Linked DNA regions of Homo sapiens: region 1 is linked to region 2. A link is a loop called in an ENCODE intact Hi-C map of the cell type or tissue named here. Cell type or tissue: heart right ventricle. All regions are shown on one strand. Each heading gives the region's core, and the rest is flanking DNA. Links, peaks and the distances in the headings are about the cores only.

Evidence for each region. Hi-C counts contacts between places; a loop is a spot of excess contacts. Peaks named below come from ENCODE experiments on the same cell type or tissue, not always from the same donor. Only the 100,000 strongest peaks of a DNase experiment are listed, where the experiment ranks them.
Region 1: a loop joins it to region 2, with 2.3 times the contacts of the local background. A loop is called at or near these places in 10 of 110 quality-filtered maps.

The regions. Positions count from the first base shown.
Region 1 is chr5:134,565,321-134,580,888 of GRCh38, forward strand. JADE2 (jade family PHD finger 2) reads left to right here. Exons shown (of 12, transcript NM_001388185.1): 9 at 796-1,260; 10 at 8,325-8,442; 11 at 11,448-11,576; 12 at 13,174-15,568. The coding sequence ends at 13,997. LOC124901191 (U7 small nuclear RNA) reads right to left here and starts at 12,870; the gene lies at 12,811-12,870. In heart right ventricle, for the core only: no CTCF peak of the experiment used is centred there; a DNase peak (open chromatin) is centred at 9,387; H3K27ac peaks cover 1,699 bases.
Region 2 is chr5:134,458,382-134,473,949 of GRCh38, forward strand. No RefSeq gene overlaps it. Among named protein-coding and RNA genes, the nearest start is that of LINC02999, 31 kb to the left of the region's middle. In heart right ventricle, for the core only: a CTCF peak has its summit at 8,405; DNase peaks (open chromatin) are centred at 7,610 and 8,170; H3K4me3 peaks cover 1,740 bases; H3K27ac peaks cover 2,500 bases.

The DNA of each region.
Region 1 (15,568 bases), core at 8,035-10,534, 110 kb after region 2:
TCATAATAGTTGGGTGCGTGATTGCTGACACAGTTATCATCATCCAAGGCTAAGAGAGAGGGTCAGGCCTCAAGCTGTCTGGATGAAAGGAGAGGGAAGGGGACTAAGTCCAGCCCCTCTTCCCAGAGGACAAAAAGGGGACCACAGTCCCCATCTTAGATGAGCCAGTGACCCATCATCAGCCTTTCTCTTGATGCTCTGTGATGCCAAAGTCATTTTGCCCACACAAAAATGCAGCTTGAGGCCAGGCACGGTGGCTCACGCCTGTAATCCCAGCACTTTGGGAGGCCGAGGCAGGTGGATCACCTGAGGTCAGGAGTTCGAGACCAGCCTGGCCAACATGGCGAAACCTCATCTCTAAAAATACAAAAACTAGGTGGTGCATGCCTGTAGCCCTAGCTACTTGGGAGGCTGAGGCAGGAGAATCGCTTGAACCTGGGAAGCGGAGGTTGCGGTGAGATGGAACCACTGCACTCCAGCCTAGCAACAGAGTGAGACTCTGTCTCAAAAAAAAAAAAATGCAGCTTGTCCCCAGAGGTGTTTCTCAACCGTCTTCTGATTGACTTCCCCAAAGCATGTGGTGTTGAATGGGTTACCTTTCCAGGCACCCCAGAGCTCCTCCTCCTCCCCTGCCGTAACTCCCATCCTGCACAGGAGGTTGGGAGCCCATGCCATTCTGTTTAGGTTCTCTCCAGCATTGCGCATTCTCAGTAGAGCCCTGGGGGAAGCCCCTCTGTCTTCTCCCCTCCCACCAGGCTCCCTCCATGTCTGATCCTGCCCCTCCTTTCCCCTCAGTGTTCCATGCCTTCCTGCGTCACAGCGTTCCATGTCACATGCGCCTTTGACCACGGCCTGGAAATGCGGACTATATTAGCAGACAACGATGAGGTCAAGTTCAAGTCATTCTGCCAGGAGCACAGTGACGGGGGCCCACGTAATGAGCCCACATCTGAGCCCACGGAACCCAGCCAGGCTGGCGAGGACCTGGAAAAGGTGACCCTGCGCAAGCAGCGGCTGCAGCAGCTAGAGGAGGACTTCTACGAGCTGGTGGAGCCGGCTGAGGTGGCTGAGCGGCTGGACCTGGCTGAGGCACTGGTCGACTTCATCTACCAGTACTGGAAGCTGAAGAGGAAAGCCAATGCCAACCAGCCGCTGCTGACCCCCAAGACCGACGAGGTGGACAACCTGGCCCAGCAGGAGCAGGACGTCCTCTACCGCCGCCTGAAGCTCTTCACCCATCTGCGGCAGGACCTAGAGAGGGTGAGTCCCCATGCCGCCTGCCCACCCCCTGCCTGGTGGGTCCAGGAGTCCTTTCCATGCCACACTCACTGCCCTGGAGCAGCTAGGACTCACCAGGACTCAAACTGTGAGCTCTGGTGGACCGGCCCTGCTGCAGGAGCCTGCCAAGGGGCTGAGGGCTTTCAGGTCCCAAAGAGTATGGGGGTGACTGACACTTTACAGAACAGAGAAGAGTCCAGTTCTTGAGTCTCCGAGTCCCTCTTGTCCTAGCCCTGTCACAGGCCTGGTGAATGGTGGGGGCCCTGCCAAGGTCATGAGGCTGAGAGCACCAGAGCTAGGGCGAGGACCTAGGCTTCTGGCACTTGCTTGCCTCTGTGGGCCCCGCCTGGTCCTAACACATGAGCTTGCATTGAGAATCTGAGGCAGAGGAGGAACTGGAGCTTCCCAAGCTGTCCCCGTAACCCATGCTGAAAGCCAGGGGCATCAAGAGCCAGGAGCAGCCAAACAGGCACGTGCCGGGCCAGGGCAGGGTAGATGGGTAAACGCGGCTCCGTGGGGTGCTGGGCAAACAGAACAGAGGCACGAAGGAGACAGGGTGGACTCAAGGAACGGTGGAGTGGAAGGAAGAGGTGAAAGGGGCTGGTGGATCGCACGAGACTGGGCTGGTGGATCACAGTGTGTCTGGAAGCTGCAGAAGTGCTAAGGAGGGACTGACATACTGTGGCTGGGACTTGCACCCAACACTCCCTGGAGGAGAAGTCCCAGAGTCTGGAATGGGTGGGCTGGCTGAAAACCACCCCCAGCTGTGTGCTGGGAAACAGGTGACGGTGGCTTGGTCCAGGGGGCTGAGTGAAATGAAGCAGGATTTCTGGATCCTTTTCCAGTCCTCTGAACCCCACAGGCTGTTCTGGTCTCTCCTCTCTGGGACATTTCTAGGGTTCCAGAGCATATGGGACCGTGTCACAGTGTCTCCCCTGGGTTCAGACATACATGCTCACCCTCTCCCTGGGTCCTGTCAGGAAATAGCCCTGGGCAGGAGCATGCAGGGAACGTTGTGTGACCCAAGGCGCCTGCTTTTCTTATCTGCATCGCAGTGGGCAAGGCTGTAAAATGGGTAGAACATCTCCAGGGGTGTTGTACTGTCAGGGAAGGGGCACTGGACCCAGCTTCCCCAATCCCCTCCTTCCCACTCATCTGCGCTGCCTGCTCAAGAGGGAAATGACCTATTGCCCCCAGAGAGCCCTCACTGCCTGGCAGCCAGCTTGCCACCAGGCCAGAAGGAAGAGGTGGAGGTGGGAGGAACCAGATGTCCCTGGCTCCAGCCAGGACAGAGGGCAAGGCTACCTACATTGCAGCCACCACCTCCTGGCCAGCCCAGCCTCCTGTCACATGTGGCAGGGGCATCAGGTGTAAGACCTTCTGGGACCGAAGCTGCTTCCAGAGTCTTCTTTAGGCCACCATGTCTCCACCCGCTGGATCTCCAGTGGAAACACCTGCTTTTACTCCTACTGTTTCCCAAACAACCCCTCAGAACTGACCTCTCTGTTCTGTGCTGGTCAGCCCATGTGTCTGTCCCTGGCTGGGTTGTCCAGGGAGGTCAAGGGCTTGACTCACTTATGTAGTCATCATCCTGGAAAAAGAGACTTGAGGAAGATCCTCCCAGCCCTGCTGAGCAGATGAGGAAACTGGGGCTCGGAGAGACGAATAACAGGAAGTCTTAGAGGAACTCCATTCCAAGGGTTTTGAGCTTGAATTTGGACCTCAGTCGGGGGCAGAAAAGGAGTTGTTGGCTTATTCTCTATTCTGTAAATTTCCTGGGCAAAAGCATCCCTTTTTCAGTCCCCTAATCTTCCCACCCCAGTGTTGGCTGGTTCAGGTGGAGCCTGGGGCTGAGGTTGGCGGGCTCTGGGGTTCCGGGGAATGAGAGCTGCTGCAGAGACTCCTGCAGTGGGAGCCAGAACACTCCAGAGTCAGGTGTGAACCGTCCCACTCCTCCTCTGGGAAGAGGAAGCAGGGCCAATTTTGAAGTATGTGCAGCCTCTTACGGCTCAGGGGGCCCTGTCAAATGCTGCTTTCTGAGCAGCCACCAAGCTGGGCTGGCGGGCACCAGCTTCAATGAGGGCAGGGGCATGCACAGCCCTGGCAGGGCCGAGGAGGGACAACCATGAGCCAAGCTGACCCCCATCAGCGGCCCAGCCTCAAGGCCTTTCCAGGTCACACATTTGCAACTTGGGTGAATGAACAGCGACAAGAACCCTGCCACGGGGCAGGCTTTCTGCAAAGGCCCATGGTGGTTGGTGGCCTGGCCAGCGGGCCCAGTCTCGGACCGTGGCCCAGTGCCAGCAGCCGGGAGTATCCAGCCTGTAACTGGGCACTAAGCCAGCCTGGGCAGGAATCATCGGAAGATGGGGCAGGGCTTGAGGTCGAGGCCTTGGTAGCCTGACTTTGCATCCAGTTCCTGCACTCCCAGCTCTATACCTTCTTTGTTTCAGTTTCTACTTCTCTGAGTTTCAGTTTCTTTGTCTGTAAAATGGGAATAAGGATCAGACTGACCTTGGGGTCACAGTGCATGTGGGGGACAAAGCTTAGCACAGTGCCCTCCATTGTTGGCCGTGATTGTTGTTACTGTCCTGGCCCCTCAGCATTTGGCTCTTAGAAGAAGGGAGGCCAGCCCGTGCGCTCTGAGGGTGGGCTCCACAGAGGACCAAAAGGGCAGGCCCAGTGCTAGGGCCTGGGAACCCAGCATCCTCCCAGATTGATTCGTTCCTCCTCAGCCAGGCAGGGGTTTTGCTGAGAGAAACAGGAGCCGGGGCTGCTGCCGGCATGAAATCCCATTTTATGGTCAACCAGATGTGCTTTCCTAAAATTTCAGCCTTGGGCCTCGGCCCCAGCGGACGCTCGGAAGGCATGGCCACTGCAGCCTCCCAGAGTTATTTACGGCTGACAAAAATCGCAGCACTGTTGATCAGCCCGACAAGTGCCGGCTGGTGTCCCCTAGCAACCGTGCTGACAAGCAGGCTGTGCAGGGACTTGCTGCTTGTGGCTCTGGCTCTGGTCACCAGGAGTTTATTTGGGAGCCTGACCTGGCCTGAGGAGGAGGCCAAGAGGGTGGAGGCGGCTCTGAGACACACACCTGCCCAGAGGATGATATGGGACAACTTCCCAAGGAGGGAAAGGCTCAGAAGGAAGTGGGTCCTGGCCTCAGTGCCTGGATGGTGGTCCCTTTGGCCTCCCACCAAAGCCAACCTTGTCCTGGGCAGCTCCAGCCTGCAGACCTCTGGCTCTTCTGCCCCTGTGCCTTCCATCTCTAGGGCTCCCCCAACCCATTAGTGCCCTTGCCTCACCCAAGCCCAGTCACCACCTCCAGCTGCTCCCAGGTCAGTAGCCCAGAAATTGCCACATCCTGCTCCGTGCCTGCAGTCTACTGCTCTCCCTGCTCACTTGTCTCCCAGGCCCTCCACCCTTCTTTGTCCTGCTTTCTTCACTCACTCCCTGTATGGCACTGGCCTGCTATGCCCCAGCCCTTGTCCCTCACTGAGGCCAGAACCCTGGCAGAGCCTCACCCAGTAAGAGCCACTCCCTCCACCAGGAGAAATCCCATAGCGCTGAGCAGGGCAGTCCCTGCCGCACACCCCACCTCATACCTGCTGCCCACATGCTGAGCCCTGCCTCCCTCAGGACAGCGTCCCCTCTGTCCTCATACCAGGGCCTCTAACTTCTGCCAGCCGAGCCTCTCGGTCCATTCTCTTCCCTTCCCTCCTGTCTTCCTTCCCCCACAGGGGCTCTTTTCCAGCCCACACCTGCAGCTGACGAGTCTGTCTTTTCTTCATCCCCTCTGCGGGTCCTTTTCCACCAATATTTGAATCTGTTCAACCCTCTCTCATCTTCAAAAGCGAATCCTCCCTCCCTATTTCCCTCTAGTCGTGGGTTCCTCCGCTCCCACCCCCATCTCTCCTTTCCTGTCATCCCTCATGGTATTTGCATCCTTGCTGCCCACTCTGGCCGGGTTTCCGCCACATCCCAGAGCCTGCCACCTGGGCTGCCTGCAGCCTCCCTGCCCACCTCTCCATCCCCCGATCCTCTCAGCAGCGGCTGCCACAATCAGACCTGCCCTTAGTCTTGGAGTCCTTTTTCTGTGATGCTCTGACCAGGTCCCCCCTGAGGTCCTGGTTTACCCCCCTCCCTCTCTGGCTGCTCCTTGGCCTCAATGGTCATCCATTGCTCTCCCCTGACTGCTCACTCCCAGGGCTGGAGACCTCAGGCTCCACTGTCTTTCACGGCTGCCCACAGTTTTGCCCCACGTGGGGGTGCTGGCTGCCCCTCCCTTTTGAGCTCCACACCAAGTCCCTTTTAAAGGCCACCGGCATCTCATGCCCAGCATCCCTGTTAGTTTCCTAGGCCTGCCCGTGTGCCACCAGCTGGATGGTGAGATTTATCCTCATGGTTTTGGAGGCTGGAAGCCCAAGGTTGAGGTGTCAGCAGGATTAGTTCCTGCCGGAGGCTCTGCGGGGGAGTCTCTCCGTGCCTCCCAGCTTCTGGTGGTTGCCAGGAATCTTTGCTGTTCCTTGGCCTGCGGACATCTGTCTGGCCTCTGCCTCTGCCAGGTCACATGGCCTTCTCCCTGTAGGCACCTGTGTCAGGACTCCACTCATAGTAGATCAAGGGCCCACCCTAATGTAGTATGACCTCATCTTAACTATTTATATCTACAGAGACTCTATTTCCAAATAAGGTCACATTGCAAGGGTCCCAGTAAAAATGAATTTGGGGGAACACTATTCAATCCCGTACAGAAGCCACTGGAGGTTTTAAGGGGAGAAGGGAAGTGTCTCACTACTCTGTGAAAATCCAGCCCTGGGCCGGGCGCGGTGGCTCACGCCTGTAATCCCAGAACTTTGGGAGGCCAAGGTGGGCGGATCAGGAGGTCAGGAGTTCAAGACTAGCCTGGCCAACATGGTGAAACCCCATCTCTACTAAAAATACAAAAATTAGCCAGGTGTGGTGGCAGGCACCTGTAATCCCAGCTACGTGGGAGGCTGAGGCAGGAGAATGGCTTCAACCCGGGAGGCCGAGGTTGCAGTGAGCCAAGACTGTGCCACTGCGCTCCAGCCTAGGCGACAGACCGAGACCCCGTCTCGAAAGAAAAAAAAGAAAATCCAATCCTGGCTTCCCTTGGCCTGGCTCAGTCAAGCTTCAGCACCTGGCCTCCTCCCTTGCCAGCCCCGACACTCCTCACTGCTCCCTTCAGATTCCTGCCACGAGGCTCTGCTCTGCCTCCCCCAGCCTGGCCTGGCTTGGATTCCTCGTTCCCAGGCTCTGCCCTGCCGTGTGATCAACTCCCACTCCCACTGGCTGCTTGTGTGTCCAAGACGCCTTGCTCAGCACCCCCAAGTGTGGGTCGGAGCCACCTGGTCCTGTCAGTAGTTGGTCAGCACCTACCTCCCCTGAGAAGAAAGGGGCCCCAGCGGCGTTGCTCACTTGAGTCCAGGGCCCCACACAGTGCAAGTCCACAGAGCTGTAGCCAGTGCTTAAGGGTGTGGGGGAAGGAGGCTGGTTGGAAGGTGGTTTTCAGGAGGTCCAAGTTTTGACAGGAAGGTGGTTCATCCCAGTAGGGTGGGACCGGTGGTTGCAGCCCAGGGTGGCCCCCCGGAGTGGTACTGGCCATAGGGATAGGCGGAGCTGAGGCTCAGAGGTGGGTGGCCTGGTGCTCACGGTCTTCGAGCTGAGGGCGCACACACCAGCGTGGAAGGCCACGGAGAGTCCATGCAGAGCACATCGTGTGGAGGCCTGAGGCTGGAGCCACCTTTGTGGTACATCCTTCACGGCTGGGCTCAGGAAAGAACGGAGGATACCCGTACGCAGAAGAGAGGTCTGATCTTGGCTGCCCTCGGACTGGGAGAAATGGTTATGCCAACAGGCAGGGGGTCTGGAACCAGAGGTCACCCCAGCTTAAGGACATGAAGGCTGAACTCAGCCTTGAAGATGGAACCCAACGGGAAACAGCCTGGTCCCAGCTGGAAAGACCCTGGTGGGACCCAGGATTCAAGCTGAGCAGCTTTGGCCAACTGTCCCTGATAATGGAGTCTCCATCCTGTGCTGAAGACCAAGGAAGTGTCTCAAGGGAGGGGGCTTGGTCTTGGCTTCAGAAGTGTGGCCTGCCCTGAGAGCAGCCAGGGAGGGATGGCCCACTGGGGTAAGGTGCCAGGTGGGCAGGCAGTAGCATGGTCCATCCTGCAGGTGCTTCCTGTGGGACCACCTATAAGAAGGGTCCATGTCCCATGAGCTTAGCAAGCTGGTGTCTAAGGCCCCAAGGGGCTCTTCCCAGCTGGCCTTGAGGCAGTCAGAGAGGCCTCTACCCTCTCTGCTGAGGAGTTCTGTCACTGTGGCAGAGTGAAGGTGGCTGTGTAGATGTGGAAGCCTTGGCCAGCATGGCGTGAGCCTGGCTCAGGTCCCAGTGCAGCGGATAGACATGGGTTGGCTGCAGGCTGGGCACAGGTGGGTTAGGACTTTCTGCTCAAAGCTCTTCCAATGGCGTTCTCTCTGGCTGCAAGTACCGGGGCCATTTGTGGCTCAGGACAAGTGTTAGTTTTTGCCATGCCATTTATGTCTGAAGAATTTCTTTGCTGGGAAAGAAAGGCCTTGGACAGGAGGCAGAGGGATGAGGTTGGTGACCTGGTGAGACCCTGATGAGTCTGCGGGCACTGTGGTTATAAAGGACAGCAACCATGTTGGCAGGGCCTTGGGAGGCAGCCTGGCTGACCTTACCAGGAAGGTAAGACTCAGAGGAGGAAGGTGGGCATGCCGGGTTGACCTAACCAGATGCTTTTCCCTGGCTGCTCTGGCTCAGCCGGGGACCACAGGGCTGAGGCTGTGTTTGGCCTTAGGTTTTGGATCCGAGACATGCAGCACAGGGCTGAGGATGCGCTCAGGGTCTGGGAATTGTTTTGCAGATGTTCTGGGCAGGATAGGCTGTGGCGGTAGCCTGTGCCCCTGGCACTGCCTCCACCCATAGCAAGGTCCCCAGAGCTGGGAGGTCTGGGGTGGTTGCCTGTGAGTAAGGTGGAAAATCTCTCTTGTTTTCTCAGGTTAGAAATCTGTGCTACATGGTGACAAGGCGCGAGAGAACGAAACACGCCATCTGCAAACTCCAGGAGCAGATATTCCACCTGCAGATGAAACTTATTGAACAGGATCTGTGTCGAGGTAGGCGCCTTCCCCACCTGCCGCCGCCACCTCCCTGTGCCCTCTCTTGCGGGGCTGGGTCCCAAGGAGGGTGTGTCTTTGGATCCTGGTGGGGGTATGTGCGTGGAGCCAAGGGCCACTGGCCCCCACTCCTACCCTTCACCATCCAATTAGTAGGCCCAGACGGGGGCCTGCAAGGGTCCTGAGTTGTGCGTCACTAGGCAGAGAGCCAGAGGTTGGAATGTGGGCATCAGGCCTGCCCTCAGGGAGCTTTCTGGTTGACTAGGCCACAGCAGTTCAGGAGCTGATTGCATGTGAACAGGTACAGAGAAGAAGTCCTAGTGGCTCTCTGCTGGTGCTGAGGCAGGAAGGGCCAGAAGCTGGTGAGCTTCCCTGAACCCTGGTGTGCCTGGGAGTCAGTTCCGAAGAAGGCAGCTGTCCCAGAGATGTGACAGGACCTGGCTGTTGTTTCTCTCTGACCCTAACAGGATTTATGCCCTGCATCCGCGGTGTTTTTCACTGTTTCATTCTTATTATTCTTATTCTCTTGGCGTCACATGCGTTTAGTGGATCTGGAAATCAAAGGCTGAAGGAAGCGCTGACATTGATCGTATCTGTTAATTGTGGATATTGCCAGACACAGGGCCCTTCTTGGAGCGTATACATGTTAAGAAGGGCAACACTTAGCCCCCAAAACAGTACCCCAGTGTTGCGTTTACATGCAGCAGAAATAGCTGGATGGAGAGAGATTTTGAGCCAGGGTCTGCCAATGCCACTTCAGCCTCAGGGCTGAGCTGGGCCTGGAGAGGAAAGCTGCTGAGCCACCGTTGGAGCAAATGACTGAGGACCTCTGCTGCCCCTACTTCTGCCCCAGAGCTGAGCTGACCTGATTGTGCTTTGGCATCACCACCCACTCTGGCCCCAACATCTAGCCTTGCCAAGTTCAGGTGCTAGTCATGACCATGTAGAGCTCACCGTGTACCCAAAGACTGTGGCAGCTTCCTGGCTGCTGGAGCTTTCCAGGCCCCCTATCTTCTGTTTATTCACTCAGCCAGCATTAACTGAGCATGGACTGGATAGGGTTGCTGCCCTTGTGGAATGCACCATCTGGAGAGAGAGAGGAATGTGGTATCGCAGACGCTACAGTTGCTGCCAGTTTAGGGATAGAAGTATCAGGGATGTCTTCCCAGAAGCAGTGATGCTCCAACAACATCTCAGGCACTTGGCTGTGGCCACATATCGGCTGCAGAAGGAGAAGCCCATGCAAGGCACCCACAGTTGAGGAAGCAGAGGGTGGCAAGCCACGAGCAGTGCCCTCAGGCACAGGATTCCAGAAGCATGGGCAAGAGCCTGGAGGGTCCACATCCCCACATTGGTTCTGGGGACATTTGCAACTCCTTGTCTTGAGTGTCAACAACAGGCAGCTCTTTGTTCAGGGCAGGGCAGGGTATTTGGAGATGACTGGTTTGCCCTGTCCAAAGCTGCTGCTCACACTGTTGAGAGGCTTGACGCCTGGGGTGGGACATGGGCTGTGTGCATATCGGCGAGGCTGTCTGGCCTGGCGGCTGGACAAAGCCTCCTAGTGGAGATGATATTTGGCCTGTGAACTGAATCAGGTGAAGGATAGGAGAAGAAAACAGCATATTTGGAGACTTAGTGGCCAGAGCATGTCTTGGCAGAGAAACTGGAAGGAGGCTGGAATGGCTGCACCAGGCAGAAGGAAGACTCCTAAAGTGGGGATGACGGGTAACCTGGGTCACATGTGCGAGATCTTCTTGTAGCCTGGGGGAGGAGCTTACACTGTCCTGAGAGCAGTGGGGAGCCTCAGGAGCCTGCCTCCAGAGTATCTAGGCATTAGTTACATGCCATGTTACAGATGAGATTGCCCAGGCACAGTGGCTCATGCCTAAAATCCCAGCACTTTGGGAGACCACAGTGGGAAGATCACTTGAAGCCAGGAGTTCCAGACCAGCCTGTCTCTACAAAAAAAAAAAAATACAAAAATTAGCTGAGCATGGTGACACATGCCTGTATTCCTAGCTGCTTGGGGAGCAGAAGTAGGATTGCTTGAGCCCAGTAGTTTGAGGCTGCAAGCGAGCTATGATTACACCACTGTACTCCAGCCTGGGTAACAGAGCCAGGCTCTGTCTCTAAAAAATAAATAAATAAACAGATGTGGCCAGGCACAGTGGCTCGCACCTGTAATCCCAGCACTTTGGGAGGCCAAGGTGGAAGGATTACTGGAGCCCAAGAGTTCAAGACCAGTCTGGGCAAAATAGCAAGACCCTGTCTCTACAAAATTTGAAAATTAGCCGGGTGTGGTGGCATGCACCTGTGGTCCCAGCTACTCAGGAGGCTGAGGCTGGAGGATCGCTTGAGCCTGGGAGGTCAAGGCTGCAGTAAACTATGATTGTACTACTGCGCTCCATCATGGGCAACAGAGCAAGACTCTCTCTCAAAACAAACCAAAACAGATGAGACTGAGGCCTGGCCTGAACTGAAAGGATACAAGGGCCAGGGGTGCACCCTGAATCTCCCATCTAGTTTGCTGCCTGACTTTGAAAGCCAACCAAGAGACCATGGCAGGAGACTGGTTCAGGGTTGCTGACCCTGGGGTTAGGAATGGAACCCAAGCCTCTTGACCCCTCAGGTAGTGTTCCTTCCACCTACATGTCTAGCTCCTCAGCCTGGCATTCAAGGCCCTGCCCTGTCCAGACTCCCTTCCAGCCATTCTTCCCACCACCCACACTCTCTCCCAAGACTACAGGTTGTGCAGGTCAGACTGGAGTCCAGGTCCTGCGAGGGCCTCTCCTCGTGGCCCTGTGGCCACCCCAAGTCCCCCACAGGCCACAGTGGACAGTTGGTCCACCCCACCATGCCAGCCATCCCCTAACTCCAACCTTTTTGCTGTGGAGGGTGAGCACTGGCTGATGGAGGACTCCTGGGCTGCCACGCAGGGATCTTGGTGCTGACCGAGGCCACTCAGGGTAACCATCTCCCTCCTCCTCTCACTTTCCCTGACACAGAGCGGTCTGGGAGGAGAGCAAAGGGCAAGAAGAGTGACTCGAAGAGGAAGGGCTGCGAGGGCTCCAAGGGCAGCACTGAGAAGAAAGAGAAAGTGAAGGCGGGGCCTGACTCAGTCCTGGGGCAGCTGGGTGAGTGAGGGCCATGCTGGCCTGCAGACACGGCAGGCTTGACCATCACCACGCTTGCAGCTCTGTCTGCCCTGCGGAAGGCCAGCTGCACAGAGTAGGAGACTGAGGCTCAAGAGCGGTAACCAGGCCCTTGCTTGCCCAGGTGCACACACCTTCCACCCACAAAGGAGACAGATCTCAGAGCCCCGTGTGACATCCTGGGAAATGCCCCGTCTGTAGACCTGGATGGAGGCTGGGCCACGCCCACTCAGGAACTGTCCAGTCATTCCCCTGGCTGGGGGGTCCTGGGTGCTGGATTTTCCCAGAGGCCCCTGGGACAGCCCCATGCTGGGAGGGGAGGATCTGCCAGAAAGCCCCATCCTTGTCCTACTCTCCCAGAATCCTCTAAGTGGGCCCTTCCTGCAACAGCAGCAGACTCTCCTGGAGCTGCCCAGAGGAGTGGCTGCAGGCTCTGGCCCTGCCCACCACCTCCACTGTCCCAGGCCTCCTGTTAGGCAGAGCAGCCTAATGGGAGCAGTGTGACTCATGGACCTCACGTGCTTCCTCCAGAGATCTCAGGGAGCATCATGGAGTCCCCTTCCAGACCTTGCCTCTGGGATGGAAGCCCCAGGTCATCCTTTCTGTCCCTCTGTCTCAAGAAGGGGACAACCCAGGCGTGGTGGTGCATGCCTGTATTCCTAGCTGCTCAGGAGGCTGAGTTGGGAGGATCGCTTGAGCCCAGGAGGTTGAGGCTGCAGTGCACCATGATCATGCCACTGCACTCCAGCCTGGGTGACAGAGCAAGACCCTGTTCCTTCATTTCACACCCCTCCCGCAAAAAGAAGGGGATAACTTGGGTGTCTAACAGGAAACCCAGTCTCCCGTCTCGCCAGCTGCCCCCTCCCAAGACCTCGGTAAGGAAGGAAGGCTCTGCCGCCCTCACATCTGCTGGCGTCTCACTTGCCTCCCCTCTCCCTGACATCCAGGAGGGACTGGATACTGCTTGCTACCCCTATTCGTACCTGATCCCTTTATCCATGCTCTTTGCTGCAAGCGCTGGGAGGCAACGCTTATAAAGACTGAGCGCCCTCTGGCGGCCTGAGGGCATTTTCCTCCAGATTCCTCCTTCCCCAACCCCACCAGAATGGGGGTAGTGGGCAGGTCCAACTTCGTGGGTAGCAACCTGTGCAGTGCCACGGGGTCCTTGTTCTTGGTTAATGCTCTGCTGCTGCCACCTTGAATTTTCTTTCCCATGGCAGGCTTTCTGGTAAAATCCAAAAAACCTGCTAGACAAACTAAAAGAGCTATAACACTCCACCTTGAAATTCTTAATAATATTTGAACAAGGAGCCTATATTTTCATTTTACACTCTAGCCCACAAATTATGAAGCCCATCTTGAGGGCAGCACGTCCTTCTGGAGAGAAGCGTATAAGTAGTCCCTACTCTTTGGTGGTGTTGGCAGGAGGGATGGACAAAACAAGATAGCTCACCTGGGTCTGGCACAGGGGGACAGAGAGAAGACGATGCCTGGTGGTGTGCTGGGAGCGTCAGTGGGCTTCCTGAAAGGGTGGGACACACGTCTGCTGGCGTCTCACTTGCCTCCTCTCTCCCCTCAGCAGGCCTGTCCACCTCATTCCCCATCGATGGCACCTTCTTCAACAGCTGGCTGGCACAGTCGGTGCAGATCACAGCAGAGAACATGGCCATGAGCGAGTGGCCACTGAACAATGGGCACCGCGAGGACCCTGCTCCAGGGCTGCTGTCAGAGGAACTGCTGCAGGACGAGGAGACACTGCTCAGCTTCATGCGGGACCCCTCGCTGCGACCTGGTGACCCTGCTAGGAAGGCCCGAGGCCGCACCCGCCTGCCTGCCAAGAAGAAACCACCACCACCACCACCGCAGGACGGGCCTGGTTCACGGACGACTCCAGACAAAGCCCCCAAGAAGACCTGGGGCCAGGATGCAGGCAGTGGCAAGGGGGGTCAAGGGCCACCTACCAGGAAGCCACCACGTCGGACATCTTCTCACTTGCCGTCCAGCCCTGCAGCCGGGGACTGTCCCATCCTAGCCACCCCTGAAAGCCCCCCGCCACTGGCCCCTGAGACCCCGGACGAGGCAGCCTCAGTAGCTGCTGACTCAGATGTCCAAGTGCCTGGCCCTGCAGCAAGCCCTAAGCCTTTGGGCCGGCTCCGGCCACCCCGCGAGAGCAAGGTAACCCGGAGATTGCCGGGTGCCAGGCCTGATGCTGGGATGGGACCACCTTCAGCTGTGGCTGAGAGGCCCAAGGTCAGCCTGCATTTTGACACTGAGACTGATGGCTACTTCTCTGATGGGGAGATGAGCGACTCAGATGTAGAGGCCGAGGACGGTGGGGTGCAGCGGGGTCCCCGGGAGGCAGGGGCAGAGGAGGTGGTCCGCATGGGCGTACTGGCCTCCTAACTCACCCCCTTCCCTGTCCCAGGCCCTGCCCTGGTCCCCCCACAAGGCCTCAGCCCAGTCACAACTGCCATTTCCAGTCTCTGCTGAGTGTCCCAGACCCTCGAGGCTGCCACTCCGTCGTGGTTTTATTTTTAATATAGAGAGAGTTTTGAATTCTACACTGTTGTCTTTCCTCTGTGCTGGCCTAGGACATTAGGATTCCTTCCACGGCTCCGGCCGCTAGGACCCTGCCAGGTCCCGCGCACCATCCCTGCCCTGCCCACGTGGTATTGCTGGGCTCCTGGCTAGATGCAAGCAAGGTGGACAAGAGCTCAGGACTCCAGCCCACTGCCACTGGGTGACACAGACTGTCGTTTGGGCATTATTTCATGGCAGATGGGCCAGTCCAGGGCCTACCCCGCCTTGCCCCCAGATCCCACTGGGGTCCATTTGGGGGGTCCTGCTACACTCCACCGATCCCCAAGGAAGTATAATAAACGATACCCAGCCAGAGTCTACTCACTGTCACAAGCACAACGAGTTTATATGAGAAAGCACTGAGGGGGTGCAGAGGGCCCGCTAGTTCCAGGGGAACTGAAAGCTGTTCCTGATCAGCCCGTATCATCTGAGGCCTGCCTGCCCACCCTGCCACCCTCCCCTCCCTTGCTGCTCTGCCCCTGCCAGTGCCCAGCCCAGCGGCTCTGGGAAGGGGTTCCCAGAATCCCTCCTGAGCTGTGCCATTTACTCAGGGGACTCCCAAACAGCCAGCTGCCAGTGCAGGTGGAGGGCTGTAGGGGAGGGCCAGTGCCCAGACAGGGTCATGGGGCTCAGACCAGCCCACTGTAGAGAATCACTCTGAGGCTCCAACTTCCTTCCTTCCTTCGGGGCCAGTCTCGGCCGAAGTCTGGTCACGCTCAGACAGAGCTGACCAGACCAGACCGTTTGCCTTTTCAAGTTTCCTAGTCCTGCTACAAGATGAGCTTCTTCCGTGGTTTCCTTTTGGAAACTCCTCCTTCCAACAAGCAGTGGGATCCCGGGGCCCAGGGCGGGCCGGTGTTGGCCGCTGGGGCTGTTGTAAGTCTTGCTGGATGTTCCCCTGTTCCTGAGCCTTAACCCCTCGCACAGCCATCCCCCCCCCCGTCCTGCCATCCCCCCCCGCCGTCCTGCCTTCCCCACCCCACCCTTAGGTCCCAGGTAGTTGCTCTGAAGAGTTTCAGTAGAGTGGCCCCAGGGTGATAGCTCAGGGAACAACAAAAAAGGAATTCCGTGAAAACATTTTTTTTTCTTTGATGAATTACTCCTGGGTCACTTCCACCACTGGTAAAGCCAGAACTTCTCCAAAAAGAACCTTGCAAAAAGTCCAGTGAATCAGTCGAATCATTCTGTGGATGCCAAAGAATATTTTGACCATAATACAGCACAGCCTGGACCTGACAACTTGTCATTTGGACTTTTTTTTAAATGGAGTTCTTTAGCAACAAAGTATAGAAACATGTTCATTGCACACACCCAAGGAGAAGAGCTCAAGCGCTTGGAAGAGGATGCTTTGCTGCTGCTGAAGTGTACCTGGGTGTTAGATTTCAGATCCTGGG
Region 2 (15,568 bases), core at 6,897-9,396:
GGGAATGAGGGATGGGCAGGGGGCCAAGGCCTGGGTGGCAGACATGCTTCTTGCATGTCCTCTATCAAGCAAGCCAACCTCTGGTGCCTGTCAGACTCAGACCCCGTGAGCCTGTGCCAGGGTGCGTGGGCTGCAGACGCGGTACAGGAGCCTCTTGCCCTAAGTGCTTCAGGTCCAAACACATCCCCCTGTCCTGCCTCTGGAGCCCTCTCCTGGATCAGAAGCCTCCCCCAGGGCCCCCAGATAGGCTCTTCCTCGTGATTCCAACAGAAGTGGGAGGTAGAGAGCAAAACCTCTGATCTGGATGCCACACATAAACTCTAAGAAATTATTCACCAGAGGGTGAGGCTTCAGAAACCCAGGAAAGAGGCCCCGACCCCACAGTCTGACCAGAACAGCTGGCCAGCAGGGCTGGGACATTGGAGTCTTCCAGGCTGATGGTTCCAAGGGTGGGGCTGGTTGGGGCCCTGCCTAGGTACAGCTCCTTCCAGGGCTGGGCTGTTCTATGCCTCATCTTGACAAACTGCAGGTGGGGACTGAGGACCCACAGGCTGAGGTTCCCCTAGAAACTGCCCATCTAGCTGACGAATCTGGGACCCTCAGATTGGTCCCAGACCTACCCAAGACTGACTCGTCATGTCTCTGGGGTCCCACTGGCTGCTTCCTGATCGCGATCCCGTCTTGCCTTTCTGGAGAGGGTCAGGTTGGGCTGTACTGGCCCCATCCTGGAGCCTCCTCCCTCACCACAAAGGGGAGTGTCTCATCCCTGGCTGCTCCTGAGCTCCCCATCGCCAGGAGCTGGGATCTGATGACCACCATGCTCAGGTTTCCATCTCCATTTACCCCAAAAAGACAAAAGCTCCTGTGCCCCAACCCGCTGCTCAGCTTTCCTGGGCCTGGCTCACAGCCAGGTGTGGCACAGTCACATGTTAGCCAGAGGGTGATGGGAAGAGCACTAGAAAGGGCATCAGGTGACATGGGTTCCAGCTGGCTAGGACAGAGCCTCCGCGGGAGAGGGAGGCAGGGCAGTTGTCCCATGCAGTGGCATTTTGGGGGATCGTGAAACCTGGAGGAGCAGGGTGGATTCACATGGCTGGTTGCTCTTCCTCACTCCCACACAGGAGTGTGTGTAGCCTTGACAGGTAGGCCTCTAGAGGAACAGCACTGTGGCAGGGAGCTCTCTCCCCATGACACCTCCCATCCTGTGCTTCTGCCCCTTGAGCGGTGAGGACCCCTTCCTTATAAGACTAAGATCTCCAGTATCCTCAACCCCAGGCCTGGTTCTGCCCCTGCAGTCACACAGAAACTCCTGTCCCTGATCCCCACCCAACAGTCCCTGAGCTCCCCTCAAACCACTCCCTCCTGGCTGAGTCACAGATTTGTACCAGAGGACTGGATGGGGTGAGAGGGGTCTCATAAAGTGTCCAGTGTCCACTTCAGGCAGGGGCTAGGCATGGCCAAATGCAGAAATGGGGGCTGCTTAGGAGACAGGTGAGAGGACCACCTAAGCTCAGAAAGGTCGAGGCTGCAGTGAGCTGAGATTGTACCACTTCACTCCAGCCTGGTCAACAGAGTGAGACCCTGTCTCAAAAAAAAAAAAAAAAAAAACGGGAAGGGGGCTGGGCGCGGTGGCTCATGCCAGTAATCCCAGCACTTTGGGAGGCCAAGGCAGGTGGATCACCTGAGGTCAGGAGTTCGAGACCAGCCTGGTCAACATGGCAAAACCCCGTCTCTACTAAAAATACAAAAATTAGCCGGGCATGTTGGCATGTGCCTGTAATCCCAGCTACTAGTGGGGCTGAGGCAGGAGGATCGCTTGTACCTGGGAGGCAGAGGTTGCAGCGAGCTGAGATCATGCCACTGCACTCCAGCCTGGGCAACAGAGCGACTCAAAAAAAAAGGAAAGAAGGAAGGAAGGAAGGAGGGAGGGAGGGAGGGAGGGAGGGAGGGAAGGAAAGAAAAGAAGAGAAGAAGAGAAGAGAAAAGAGAAAAGAAAAGAAAAGGAAAGGAAAGGAAAGAAAAGAAGGGGGGAGCTGCTGAGGCAGGTTGTAGGGCAAGGCCTGGTGCTGAGAGAGAGGCTGAGGGCAACCAGTTAGGCAGGCTACCTGGGTGAGATTCAGCACAGTGCCCTCCCTGAGCCATCACCTCTGTCGCAGACATAGGGAGTTCTCCAAGATGGATCCAAGGGGCTCCCCGTAATCACAGTTACCTTCATCTCCATTTTCAGCCATTGCCAAGAGCAGCAGACTCCTGAGGGTGAGTCAACGGGCAAGCCAGCTGAGCCAGCACTGTCCCTCCCTTACGCCATCCTTCCACCCCATGTCCTGGCCCATCCCCACTGGCCATTCCACTCCGGGGAAAACAGAGCAAGCCACTTGCCAGGCCCCTTCTGCCCAGAGTGCCATTGCCATGGCTCTCCTGGGGGTGTACCGCTCCCCGCAACTTCCGTATCAAGATAGGGACTCTGGCCAGGGTGAGCCCTTTGCTCCCAGGGAGCCACTTAGGGCTGCCCAGGGATCCAACCATTTGCCTCTTTCTTCCTGGTACTATGCTGTGACAGGAAACCCGAGTTCCCTGAACACTGAGGGGTCAGGGAGGGATGGGGAAGGACAGGTTATAGAGGGAGACAGTGAGTGGAAGGGTGCAGCCCCTTTCCCCCTTGCCAGTACTCACCACCCTCTCTGGCCAGGCAGGTCTCCCACCTGGCACCATAGCAGGGATTTCTGGGAAGAAAGAGCCTGAAACGTCCAGGGCAGATGGGTTCAGGGATGGGAGAACTGCTAGAAGAAACCCCCAGAGGGGGCACAGTGCCTCATGCCTGTAATCCCAGCACTTTGGGAGGCTGAGGTGGGCTGATTGCTTGAGCTCAGGAGTTCAAGATCAGCCTGGGCAACATGGCAAAACCCCATCTCTACAAAAAATCAAAAAGTTTGCCAGGTGTGGTGGCATGCACCTGTAGTCCCCGCTACTTGGGAGGCTGAGGCAGGAGGATCACTTGAGTCCAGGAGGTCGAGGCTGCAGTAAGCTATGATCATGCCACTGCACTCTAACCTGGGCAACAGAGCAAGACCCTGAAAAAAAAAAAAGAAAGAAAGAAAAGAAAAGAAAAAAGGAAAAAAGAAACCCCCAGAGAACAGCTGTGACCTTCAGGAAGTAGCTCCCAAAGGCCTGTCAGCCTGTTCTAAAATTGGATGATGGGGCAGCCTCCTCTGGGGCCTGAGGGACCCTCATTCTCCCAAAGGAGACTGATTTTTGCTGGGCCCTGCCTTGGGTATCGCCTCCCAAGCTACTTTTAGAAGATTCCCCCAGGGAGTTGAATACCTGGGTCTCAGCGTCACTTTGTCCACTTGCTAAATCTCCGTGAGTCTCTGCCCCTCTCTGAGCCTTAGTTTCTTCATCTATAAAATGGGTGTCATCATTTTAAGGGCTAAAAAGAAGATTATTTTATTCCCAAATATCTCCCTTCTCTGTCTGTTATTCATTCCAAAAACCCACCGTCTCCTTTGCGAGCTTTGGTTAAGCATTGTCCTAGTCGGATACACTTGAAAAGTAGCTAGGAAAACAATGAGTTTCTCATCTTTCATGGAGGGATGCATTTCTCTGATGCCACAGTCCCTGAAGACCCTTTCCCCAGAGCTGACCCTGCCCCATAAATTGAGACCCCCTGGCAGCACCCTTGCCTGCTGCCCCCAGTGCTGTGCCCAGATGATTCCAACCTGTTGGACTAAAGCCCAGACAAAGACATCAACAGACACATCCCATTGCTAATAGGAGCCTGAGCTGTCATTGGCCCAAGCAGGGACACTGACACTCAGCTATGCCGTCCCCTATTTTATCTGACACCTGTTTGCTAAACCCTTAACTATGTAGCAGGAACTTTGATAGGCTGGGAGGCAGGGAGTGGGCAAAGGAGGGTTAGCCATGTTATTGCTCCATAGGGTCCCCACAGGCCAGCAGCATCCTTATAGACATGGCCTTGGGGTTCCTCGCCAGCAAAATCCTCAAGGAGGGGGCTTGCCCTGGGGAGCCAGGCAAGGAGGGCAGATGGTGGGAGGTTCAGCCAGGCCTCCAGCACTCCCTTTACAACCTTAACAAGATGGCAGTGCCATCTGATGCCTGGTCAGACAGGCTGACCAGAGAGTGCAGTACTCTCAAGTTCAAGGGAAAATAGGATGTTGGGTTTCCTACCAGGCTCAAAAGCAGAGAGCTAGCAATAAATCAAGAACTGGAAAGTGATGTCAGTGCTTCAAACTAGATTTCCAAGCTTGGGAAACAATTGTGCATTAAAATCCATCGGAGGAAAAAAAAAACTATTAAAACTTCAGGAGAAATTCTTTGCTATAAATTAGATTTTTCTGCCAAGCAGGATAATTCAATAATTTCCCCTTGACATTCTCGAGATTGCTCTTTGAGCGGAATTACGATGCTTTGAAGTTGGGAGTGATTTGTTTCCAAGGAAAGATGAAGAGTCGACTGAGAGTGGAGGTGAGAGGGCAGGGATGGAGCTCTTCAAACCAAAGGGGATGGGGCCCCTCTTTGGGGTCTCAGTACCACTGCATGGAGGCTGGGAGGACTGCAATGCAGTCCATCCTCCAGGAGATGGCTCAGGCCAGACCACGACTCCGACATGAGAATGTGGGGGTCCTGAGAAGGCCTTGGCATCCTCCAGTATCATCTTGTAGCTGGGGCAGCCTCAGCCTTACAGCTTCCCTGAAAAACTGTCTAAAACCTTCCTCAATCCTTCTGAAACCAGATCTGGGTTCAGGTAACAGGGTAACAGACCCTCCCGGTCTTCCTTTGCTGTGCAAGATACAGCACCAGCCACAGGGCCTTTCCTACATCCTGTCTCCAGTAAGTTGGGGCCTTGATCCTAGTCCCTGTCAACCCTGCTCTCTCTGCACAAGACCCAACACAACCAAAGCTACCCTGGCCGGACAGGGCAGCTAGAAGGGGGAGACAGAGCATGTCAGGCAAAGGTGGGGATCTTGGAGGACTGGGCACAATTGGTCTGGCCATTGGGTATCAGCCTCCAAGACAACCGTGGGGGAAGGAGATAGGGCAAGGGCGAGGCACCAGAACCAGAACCTGGCAGGACAGGGCTCCAGAGTCAGCCTGCCTGGCTCGTCCACTGGCAAATCTCTTAACCTCTCCAAGCCTTGATTTTTGCATCTGTAAAGTGGGGGTAATAACAGTACCTGCCTTACAGACAGAGCTAAATGTGACAATGCGTGTGAAGCACTTCATGCTATGCCGTGTACACAGAAGCGGTGGCCAGTAGTATCTTCAGGACACAGGTCCCCTATTCCCAGACCACAGCCCCTCCCATTGCAAGAAACCCATCTTCTGTAGCCCCTACTCAGTTCCCTTTCTCTCTCCCTCCTCTCGCACCCAAACTTGCCTGTCCTTGGGGACTTACCTCCTCCACACAGAGCTGCCAAGTATGATGTCTACGTAGAGCTGGGCTGCCCACTGGGCACTGTCACTTATTTGACCATTTGCCCACCATGGTCACTGGTTGCTATCAACAACTCTCACCAGAAGGGTGGTTGATCTCGAGAATGTCAAGGGGAAATTCTTGAATTATCCTGGTTGGCAGAAAAATCTAATTTATAGCAAAGCATTTCTCTCATTTTATGGAAGCTCTGGGAGTGAAGCGGTATTTTTCAAAGTCACATATTTGGGAAAAGAGGTTGGAGCTAGGACTGGGGCCCAGGTCAGACCAACTCAACCACAGAGCAGCGTCTCATCTCAAGACTTCCTCCTCCCTCCCTCCATCCCTCCCTTCCTTTCTTCCCATGAATCAGAGCCTCCCAGAGCCCACGCACTGGTTACTGAGACAGTGGCAAACAGAGGCAGGGGCACATGGGAGTACCCTTATTTCCAATGTTTTCTGAGTCTCCAGGAGGAAGTCCACAGGGCCCAGCAGAAAGAGGTCAAAAGGGAAGGAAGTGGGAGAGTCTCCTTCATTTATTTATTTTATTTTTAGAGACAGGGTCTCACTCTGTCGCCCAGGCTGGAGTGCAGTGGTGCACTCTCAGCTCACTGCAGCTTCAAACTCTTGGTCTCAAGCAACCCTCCTGCCTCAGCATCCTGAGTAGCTGGGAGTACTGGTGCATGCCACTATGCTCGACTACCTTTTTTTTTTTTTTTTTTTTTTGAGAAGGAGTCTCGCTCTGTTGCCCGGGCTGGCATGGCACAATCTCGGCTCACTGCAATCTCCGCCTCCTGGGTTCAAGCAATTCTCCTGCCTCAGCCTCCGGAGCAGCTGGGATTACAGGTGTGCATCACCACACCCTGCTAATTGTATTTTTAGTAGAGATGGGGTTTCACCATGTTGGCCAAGCTGGTTTCAAACTCCTGACCTCAAGTTATCTGCCTGCCTTGGCCTCCCAAAGTGCTGGGATTACAGGAGTGAGCCACCATGTCCAGCCTTGGCTAATTTTTAAATTTTTTGCAGAGACAGGGTCTTGCTTTGTTGCCCAGGATGGTTTCAAACTCCTGGCTTCCAGCAACGCTCTCACCTTGGCCTCCCAAAGTGGAAAGTTTCCATCTAAGCAGTTGTCAGATAAGCCACTCACTTGTATACTGCCTGCCTCATAGAAGAGAGGAGTTTGGCGTTTGAAAGGTTATCTCATCCTCCCCTCTTTTTGAATTGTTTCTTTCATAGGTGCTCCCCCACCCCAAACGACAGACAGCTCACTACCTTGCAGAGCAGCCCTAGGGTGCAGGTTGCCCTTTGCTCCTTGACCCCTCCTGGGGCTCAGACTGGCTTTCTGTAGCATTGTCCTGGCACTGACCTATGGGCAGGGGCCAGCCAGTGGCAGTGGCAGCGACGAGGGCCTGCTGTTGCTCACTTGTCAAGTCCGCAGGTTTCAGGGGCTAACTTGTGAGCAAGCCAGGGGCTTTCTGGATGGAGACTCATCCCTCCAGAGGGCAGGGCTGGGTGTTGGTGTGGGCAGTATTCTGGAGGAGGGTCAGGGGGCCATCCTTGTGCCCAAGAGTTTCCCTCAGAGTGGAGGTCAAGGGGAGCTTAGAGCTGGGAACTTTGCCATCACCTAAAACCAGACTGGACTTGCCTCCAAATGACATACTTGCATTGAGTTAGCTCCCAGGCCAGGAGATGTCCAGGTTCTTGGTTTTGCCCAGTAAGGTACCACCAGGAGACCCACTGGCCCCTCTCAAAGCGGGACATAGGGGCTGGGAAGGGGCAGGAGGGGTCTGGGCGCTTGGAAGCTGCAGCCCCCACCACTCAGTAGCCGTGTGACCTTGTGCAAGTCACTTGGCCTCTCAGAGCCTGTTTCCTTGTCTGTAAGTGGAGGTCATATGGCACCTGCTTCTGAGGCTTGTTGGGGATAACAAACAAGTGACCTGTGAAGTGCCTAGCACAGAGCGAGCGCTCAGAAAGTGCCAGCCTTTGTTATTATATACAGCAAGCGGGGAAACCCGTGGGAAATCCGGGCGCCTCTGGGAAGCTGGGTGTGGTGGGTCGTCCTTCCCGGAGCGGGGGGCGGGGCGTCCCAGGCTCCGCCTCTGCCCATCGCCCCTCCTCCTCGTCCTGCTCCGAGGGGGCCGCGGAGCTTCCTTGCGGCCGGCGGGAGCTGAGTCACGGCGGCCCTGCAAGCGGTTGGCCTTATCTCCGGACTTCGCTGCTCCCGAAAGCCCTCAGCCCGCCTGCCAGGCTACACCTAACTTGCGCCAAGTTCCTCCAGCAGTTCTGGAAATACTCCCAGGGGCCCATCGGCTTGGGGTCCCAGGGAAGGAGGGAGGTCTCCTTCCTGGCTGGCTGGAGCAGTTCCAGAAAGCCCGAGCTTGTGGGCCCCTGGCGGCACGGTGCCTATCTTTCCACCGTTAGCTAAATTTTCCTTGGGGGTAAGGATTGTTTCTCCAGATCTGTCTCAAAATGCACATTCCCCAGGGGTGGAGTGCCACCCGACGCTTTGAAGAGGAAACCAGAAGACTGGAGAACTGGGGCGGATAGATCTTAGGAGCCAAGATGGGGAGAGGGGCTGATGGGGCCGCAGGGATTTGGCAGCCGCCTAAGCTCCCTCAGGCCCCGCCTGCACCTTTCCCAGCCCCCAGGACTCTAGGGGAAGTGGTGGGTGGGGGAGGGGGAAACAGAGCTGACAGATTCTGTAAACAGAGCCGGTTTGGGCCTCGGCCAAGGACGGGGTGTCCTGGCCCAGCCTGGGTGTGAGGCCCATCCGCGGCTCTCCAGGACACCCCGCCCTGCCCGGCTGCCCCGGGGGTGCCCGGCCCAGAGCCAGCTGTAGCCAGGATGTGTCTGACTTGGGATGTGGCCAATTCCCTAGTGGGGAATGTGCCTGGGATTGGGGCGAGGGGTGGGGGTAGCAAAGGAGGGAGCTTCTAAGAACTGTCATTGATCATTCATTCACCCAGTGCCCGGCTCAGCGAAGAGGGCAGCCTCTGGTCCCCGCCTGTGGGAGGTGCCGGTGCTGGATTGTCGCCCCACCCCCGTCTCCATCTCCAATCCTGTCTCTTGCTCTTCTGCTGCCTGAGGCAGAGTCCCCGCGGGGTAGGGAAGCTGAGAGTGGGGCCTCAGGTTCCGAGAGCTCTTCATTGGCCAGGCCTGTCCCCTTGGCTTGTTGCCAAATGTGGTGTTCCATGGCCTCACGATGGCAATTCAGAGATGCAGGAATGCCCTCAAAAAGGGGATGAGGGAGGACAGGCATCCAGGGATACTCAAGGACACTGTTAGAAGCAGGAGCTGTGGTTAGGAGGTGGGGAGAGGACACGGGTGGCCCCGGGACACTGGCACCCCAGCAGGTGGAGGCAGCTGTGGGCTATGCCTTTTAAGATATGGAGAGGAGTTCCTTTGGGAGGAGAGGAGATGGGTTGGCTGAGACTCGTAGGCTGGGGCCAGAGTGCCAGCTACAGATTCTGGACTTTATTGTAGGGGTGAGCATTTCCCAAAATGTGCTCCTGAGTGATCGTGGGTGGGGTGAACAAAAAAGGGTCCTGGGGGCAAATGTATTTGGCAAACACTCTTCAAGAAAGCCTGCAATCCCAGCATTTTGGGAGGCCGAGGCGGGAGGATTACTTGAGCCCAAGAGTTTGAGACCAGCCTGGGCAACATGGTGAAACCCAATCTCTACAAAAATTTTAAAAATTAGCTGGGTGTGGCCGCGCACATCTGTGGTCCCAGTTACTCAGGAGCCTGGGGTGGGAGGCTCACTTAAGCCTGGGCCCAGGTTGAGGCTGCAGTGAGCTATGATTGTGCTACTGCACTTCAGCTCACAGAGTGAAACCATGTCTCAAAAAAAAAAAAAGGAAAAAAAAGAAAAAGCTAAACACCATATACTCCAGGCTTTATCAAAACTTTTATTTCATATGCTAATTAATGAGCATCTTAAAAGAGGGAATAGGGTATTCAGAAGGCTTCCTCACACCTTAACCCTAGCCTCATGGGACTTGTGCTCTTCTGAAAACATTGGAACCCAAGGATTGATAAGTACTTCTTACTTGCTGGCTCTAGCTCAGGTGGAATGAGTGGATACATGTAGACACCAAAGAAAACATGGCTCTTCCCAGAAACCCAGGTTCAATCATCATTTCCTCAAAAGGAGGCCAGCCTGGACACACCTGGATCAAGGGCAGTGGTATAAGAAAATGTTAAATGAATCAAGTCTGGCAGACTTCTCAAGGTTCTGGGTCCCAGACCCCAGGCAATCTCAGGCTCCCTAAATCAGATCCTCAACTCAGCCTCAGTGAGTCCGGGATTCCTGGCCATGGTTGGGGAATCCCATGGTCTCTGCAGAGAACATACTGATCAGAGGTTGTGGCAGGGGCTGCAGCTTGAGGCTGAATTCAGTGTAGTTCCTACACTAGGCCAAATCCTCGGCTGAGCCTTATATGGCCTCATATCTGACTACAAAAAGCATAAGAACAAAGCTGGCCCCCAAACATGGGCTTTCTCATTACCAACTTGGCAAGGCAGTAGCACCCAAGCTGAGCTGCTCAGCGACCCTTCTGACAAAATGCCTCCAGCGCCAGCAAGTCCTGCACCTCAGCTGGGAGGCAGAGGATGACCAGAAGAGCAGCAGAGGAAAGACTGTAGACATGGTACCTTCTTGGACTTGTTCCAAAAATTGTGGCCGGGCACGGTGCCTCATGCCTATAATCCCAGCTACTCGGGAGGCTGAGGCAGGAGAATCACTTGAACCTGGGAGGTGGAGGTTTCAATGAGCCAAGATTGCACTGTTGCAGTCCAATCTGCAGAGTGAGACTCCATCTCAAAAAACAAAAACAAACAAACAAAAAACAGTCACCTGCAGCATCCCCTGGGGCTCCCAGAAATTCTTGGGATATCATGTACGGGGCTGCAGGGTCCCTGCTTGAGCAAGTGGGAATAAGAGTCAGGGACTTTATAGGCATAGGCCGGAACCATGCCTGGGTCCCCTTGTCCTCACAGTCTGGGAAAGCAGTGTGTACATGCCTGCATCCTCTGCATGCTTGCGAGTTACATATAGAAGCTGTAAAATATGGCAAGGTGATGCCCTCTCGTATGCAGTGTAAAAGCAGGCTGAGATGGGAGAGGTCAGTGGGAGCTGGCATCTCCAGGGAAGAGCTCCAAGACGAGGTGGGATGTGGTAAGCCCTTGCAAGTGACTAAGTTTTAGTGGTATAGACAAGAAGATTGACCTGGCCAGTCTGGACAGCATCCAGAGAGAAGCCTGGAGAGGCCCATGGGGTTAGCTTTACCAGCTTCTTTGAGGCACTGAATCTCAGGCTAAGGAATGCAATGGTGTCTTATGGGGGCTTGCAGGATAAGGACCTCCCTTCCATCAAGTCTCACTTCTGCCTCCGTGGCCAGCTGAGCCTCCTGAGTCTTCTTGTATCTTCCTTTTCTCCTTACTCCAGTGTACTCCTCAGCCTGCTACTCTCCGGTTCCCCTACATCATGCTGAAATGGCTGTGGCTGGCATCACCAGAAACCTCCTGGCTTTCAGATCCATAGATTTTTTTTTTATTATACTTTAAGTTTTAGGGTACATGTGCACAATGTGCAGGTTAGTTACATATGTACACATGTGCCATGCTGGTGCACTGCACCCACTAACTCGTCATCTAGCATTAGGTATATCTCTCAATGCTATCCCTCCCCTGTCTCCCCACCCCACAACAGTCCCCAGAGGGTGATGTTCCCCTTCCTGTGTCCATGTGTTCTCATTGTTCAATTCCCACCTATGAGTGAGAATATGCGGTGTTTGGTTTTTTGTTCTTGCGATAGTTTACTGAGAATGATGATTTCCAATTTCATCCATGTCCCTACAAAGGACATGAACTCATCATTTTTAGATTTTTTTTTAAATAACAGCTTGATTGAGATATAATTCACATATTATTCATCCAAAGTGTACAATTGAATGGTTTTTCAAATATTCAGAGTGTGCAACCATTACCACAATCAATGTTAGAACATTTCATCACACCCCCTCCTCAAAAAACTATACCCAGGCCAAGTGTGGTGGCTCACGCCTATAATCCCAGCACTTTGGGAGGCCAAGGTGGGCAGATCACTTGAGGTCAGAAGTTCGAGACCAGCCTGGCCAACATGGTGAAACCCTGCCTCTACTAAAATACAAAAATTAGCTGGGCATGATTTCGGGTGCCTGTAATCTCACCTACTCTGGAGACTGAGGCACAAGAATTGCTTGAACCCAGGAGGCAGAGGCTGCAGTGAGCCAAGATTGCACCATTACATTCCAGCCTGGGTGACAGAGTGAGACTCCATCTCAAAAAAAAAAAAATACATACATATATATAGATAGATATAGATATAGATATAGATATGTATATGTATATACCCATTAGCAGGTACTCCACTTTCCCCCTCACGCCCCACCTGCAGCCCTAAGTAACCACTAATCTACTTTCTGTCCTTATGGATTTCCCTATGCTGGACTTTTTTTTTTGAGACAGTTTTGCTCTTCTTGCCCAGGCTGGAGTACAATGGCACGATCTCAGCTGACTGCAACCTCCTCCTCCCAGGTTCAAGCAATTCTGCCTCAGCCTCCTGAGTAGCTGGGATTACAGGCATGCATCATCACACCCGGCTAATTTTGTATTTTTAGTAGAGACGGGGTTTCTCCATGTTGGTCAGGGCTGGTCTCGAACTCCCGACCTCAGGTGATCGCCTGCCTCAGCCTCCCAAAGTGCTGGGATTACAGGCATGAGCCACCGCACCTGGCCTGGACATTTTCTTTAAATGGAATCTTACAATATGTGGTCTTTTGTGACTTTCACTTATATGTTTTGAAGATTCATCCATGATGTAGCATATATTAGAATTGTATTCCTTTTTATAGATGAGTAATATTCTATTGTATGGATATACCTCATTTTATCTATCAGTTCACAAAAATTTGGATTATTTCTACTTTTTGGATATTACGAATAACACTACTATGAACATTAATGTATAAGTTTTTGTGTGAACATATGGTTTCATTTCTCTTGGGTATACACCCAGGAGTAGAATTGCTGGGTCATATGGTAACTCCATGTTTAAGCTGTGGGAGAACAGTTTAGATTGTTTTCCAAAGCACCTGCACCATTTTACATTCCTACCAGCAGTGTGTGAGGTTTCTAATTTGTATACATCATTGCCAACACTTGTTATTTTCTATCCTTTTGAATGTAGCCATCATAGTGGTATGATTAGTATCTAAATATGGTTTGATTTGCATTTGCCTGATGGCTAATGATATTGAATATATTTTCTTTTATTTATTTGTAAGTTTTTGTAGAGATGGAGTCTCACTATGTTGCCCAGGCTGGTCTCCAACTCCTGGGTTCAAGCGATCCTGCGACCTTGGCTTCCCAAAGGGTTGGGATTACAGGCATAAGCCGCCGCACCCAGGCCCTGAGTATATTTTCATTGGCCATTTGTATATCTTCTTTGGAGAAATGTCTATTCAGATCATTTGCCCATTTTTAAAAACTGGGTTGTCTTTTCATTATTGAGTTATAAGGGTTTTTTACATATTTTAGATACAAGTCTCTTGTCAGATACATGATTTGTAAGACTTTTCTGGATTGTCTTACACGTTCTTAGTGATGTCATCTGCTGCAGCAAATTTTTAATGTTGATGAAGTCCAATTTAACTATTTTTCCTTTTTTTTTTTTGAGACAGGGGCTCACTTTGTCACATGGGCTGGAGCACAGTGGCGCAACCTCAGCTCACTGCAGCCTCAGCCTCCTGGGATCAAGCAATCCTCCCACCTCAGCCCTCCAAGTAGCTGGGACTACAGGCATGGGCCACCACAGCCAGCTAATTTTTTTGTATTTTTTGTAGGGACAGGGCTTCACCATGTTGCCCAGGCTGGTCTTGAACTCCTGAGCTCAAGTGATCCCCACCTCAGTCTCCCAAAGTGCTAGGGTTACAGGCATGAGCCACCGTACCCAACCAATCTATTTTTCCTTTGTTTGCTTGTGACTTTGGTTTCATAGCTTAGAAACCATTGATGAATCCAGATAAAGATTTACATCTATGTTTTCTTCTAAGAATTTGTATTAGTCCATTTTCACGCTGCTGATAAAGACATACCCAGGACTGGGCAATTTACAAAAGAAAGAGGTTTATTGGACTTACAGTCCAACGTGGCTGGGGAGGCCTCACAATCATGGTCAAAGGAAGGAGGAGCAAGTCACATCTTACGTGGATGGCAGCAGGCAAAGAGAGAGCTTGTGCAGGGAAACTCTGCCTTATAAAGCCATCAAATCTCATGAGACTTATTCACTATCATGAGAACAGCATGGGAAAGACCTGCCCCCATGATTCATTACCTACCACCAGGTCCCTCCCACACATGTGGGAAATCAAGATGAGATTTTGATGGGGACACAGACAAACAATGTCAGAGTTATAGAGTTTTAGCTCTCACACTTAAGTCTTTGATCCATTTTGAGTAATTTTTTGCATATGGTATGAGACAGCGGTCCACTTTCATTTTTTTTTTTTTGAGACAGGATCTCACTGCGTCGCTCAGGCTGTAGTGCAGTGGTGCAATCTCGGCTCACCACAACCTCTGCCTCCCTGGTTCAAGCAATTCTCCTGCCTCTGCCTCCCAAGTAGCTGGGACTATAGGCATGCACCATCATGCCAGGCTAATTTTTGTATTTGTAGTAGAGACAGGGTTTCACCACATTGGCCAGGCTGGTCTCAAACTCCTGACCTCAGGTGATCTGCCCACCTCGGCCTCCCAAAGTGCTGGGATTACAGGCATGAGCCACCGCACCTGGCCCCAGTTTTATTCTTTTGCATGTGAATATCTAGTTGCCTCTGCACTATTCATTGAAAAGATTATTATTTCCCCCATTGAACTGTTTTGACATCTTTGTCAAAAATCAGTTAACCTGGCTGGGCACAGTGGTTCATGCCTGTAATCCCAGCACTTTGGGAGGCCAAGGTGACAGATCACCTGAGGTCAGGCATTTGAGACCAGCCTGGCCAACATGGTGAAACCCAGTCTCTACTAAAAATACAAAAATTAACCAGGCATGGTGGTGCATGCCTGTAATCTCAGCTCCTCAGGAGGCTGAGGCAGGAGAATCTATTAAACCCAGGAGGCGGAGGTTGCGGTAAGCCGCTATCGCGCCACTGCACTCCAGCCTGGGCAACAAGAGTGAAACTCCATCTCAAAAAAAAAAAAAAAAAAAAAAAATCAGTCGACCTTAAATATAAGGGCCAATTTCTGGATTCTTGGTTCTATTCTATTGATCTATGTGTCTAATCCTTCACCAGTACCACAAAGTTGTAATTACTGTAGCTTTGCTGTAAGTTTTGGAAGTGAGAAGTGGCAGTCCTCCAACTGTTTTTTCAGATTATTTTGCCAATTCTGGTTCCCTTGCATTTCCACATGACCTTTAGGATTAACTTGTCAATTTCTGCAAAGAAACCAGTTGGAATTCCATGGGTATTACATTGTGTCTGTAGATCAATTTAGTGAATATTGCCATTTCAGCAACATTAAGTCCTCTGATCCATGAACATTTCTTTCCATTTATTTAGATCTTCTTTATTTCAGAAATGTTTTGTAGTTTTTGATATATAAGTCTTGTACTTTCTTGGTTAAATTTATTCCTAAATATTTTGGTTTTTTGAATTGTTCTCTTAATTTGTTATTGGATTATATTGCTAGTATATAGAAATACAATTGATTTTTGTATATTGATCTTTCATCCTACAACCTTGCTAAACTTGTTTATTAATTCTAATAGTTGGTGGATTCTATAGGATTTTCTATATACGAGATTATGCCGTCTGTGAAAAGAGATCGTTTTATTTCTTCCTTTGTGGTCTGGATGACCTTTATTTCTTTTTCTTGCCTAATTGCCCTGATTAGAATTTCCACTACAATGTTGAGTATTTGTGGTAAGAGCAGATATTCTTGTCTTGTTCCTGATCTTAGAAGGAAAGCATTTAATCTCTCATCATTAAATAGGATGTTAGAGTTTTTTAGATGCCTTTTATCAGGCTGAGGAAGTTTCTTTCTAGTCTTAGTTTGTTGAGTGTTTTTATCATGAAGGACTGTTGAATTTTGCCAAAT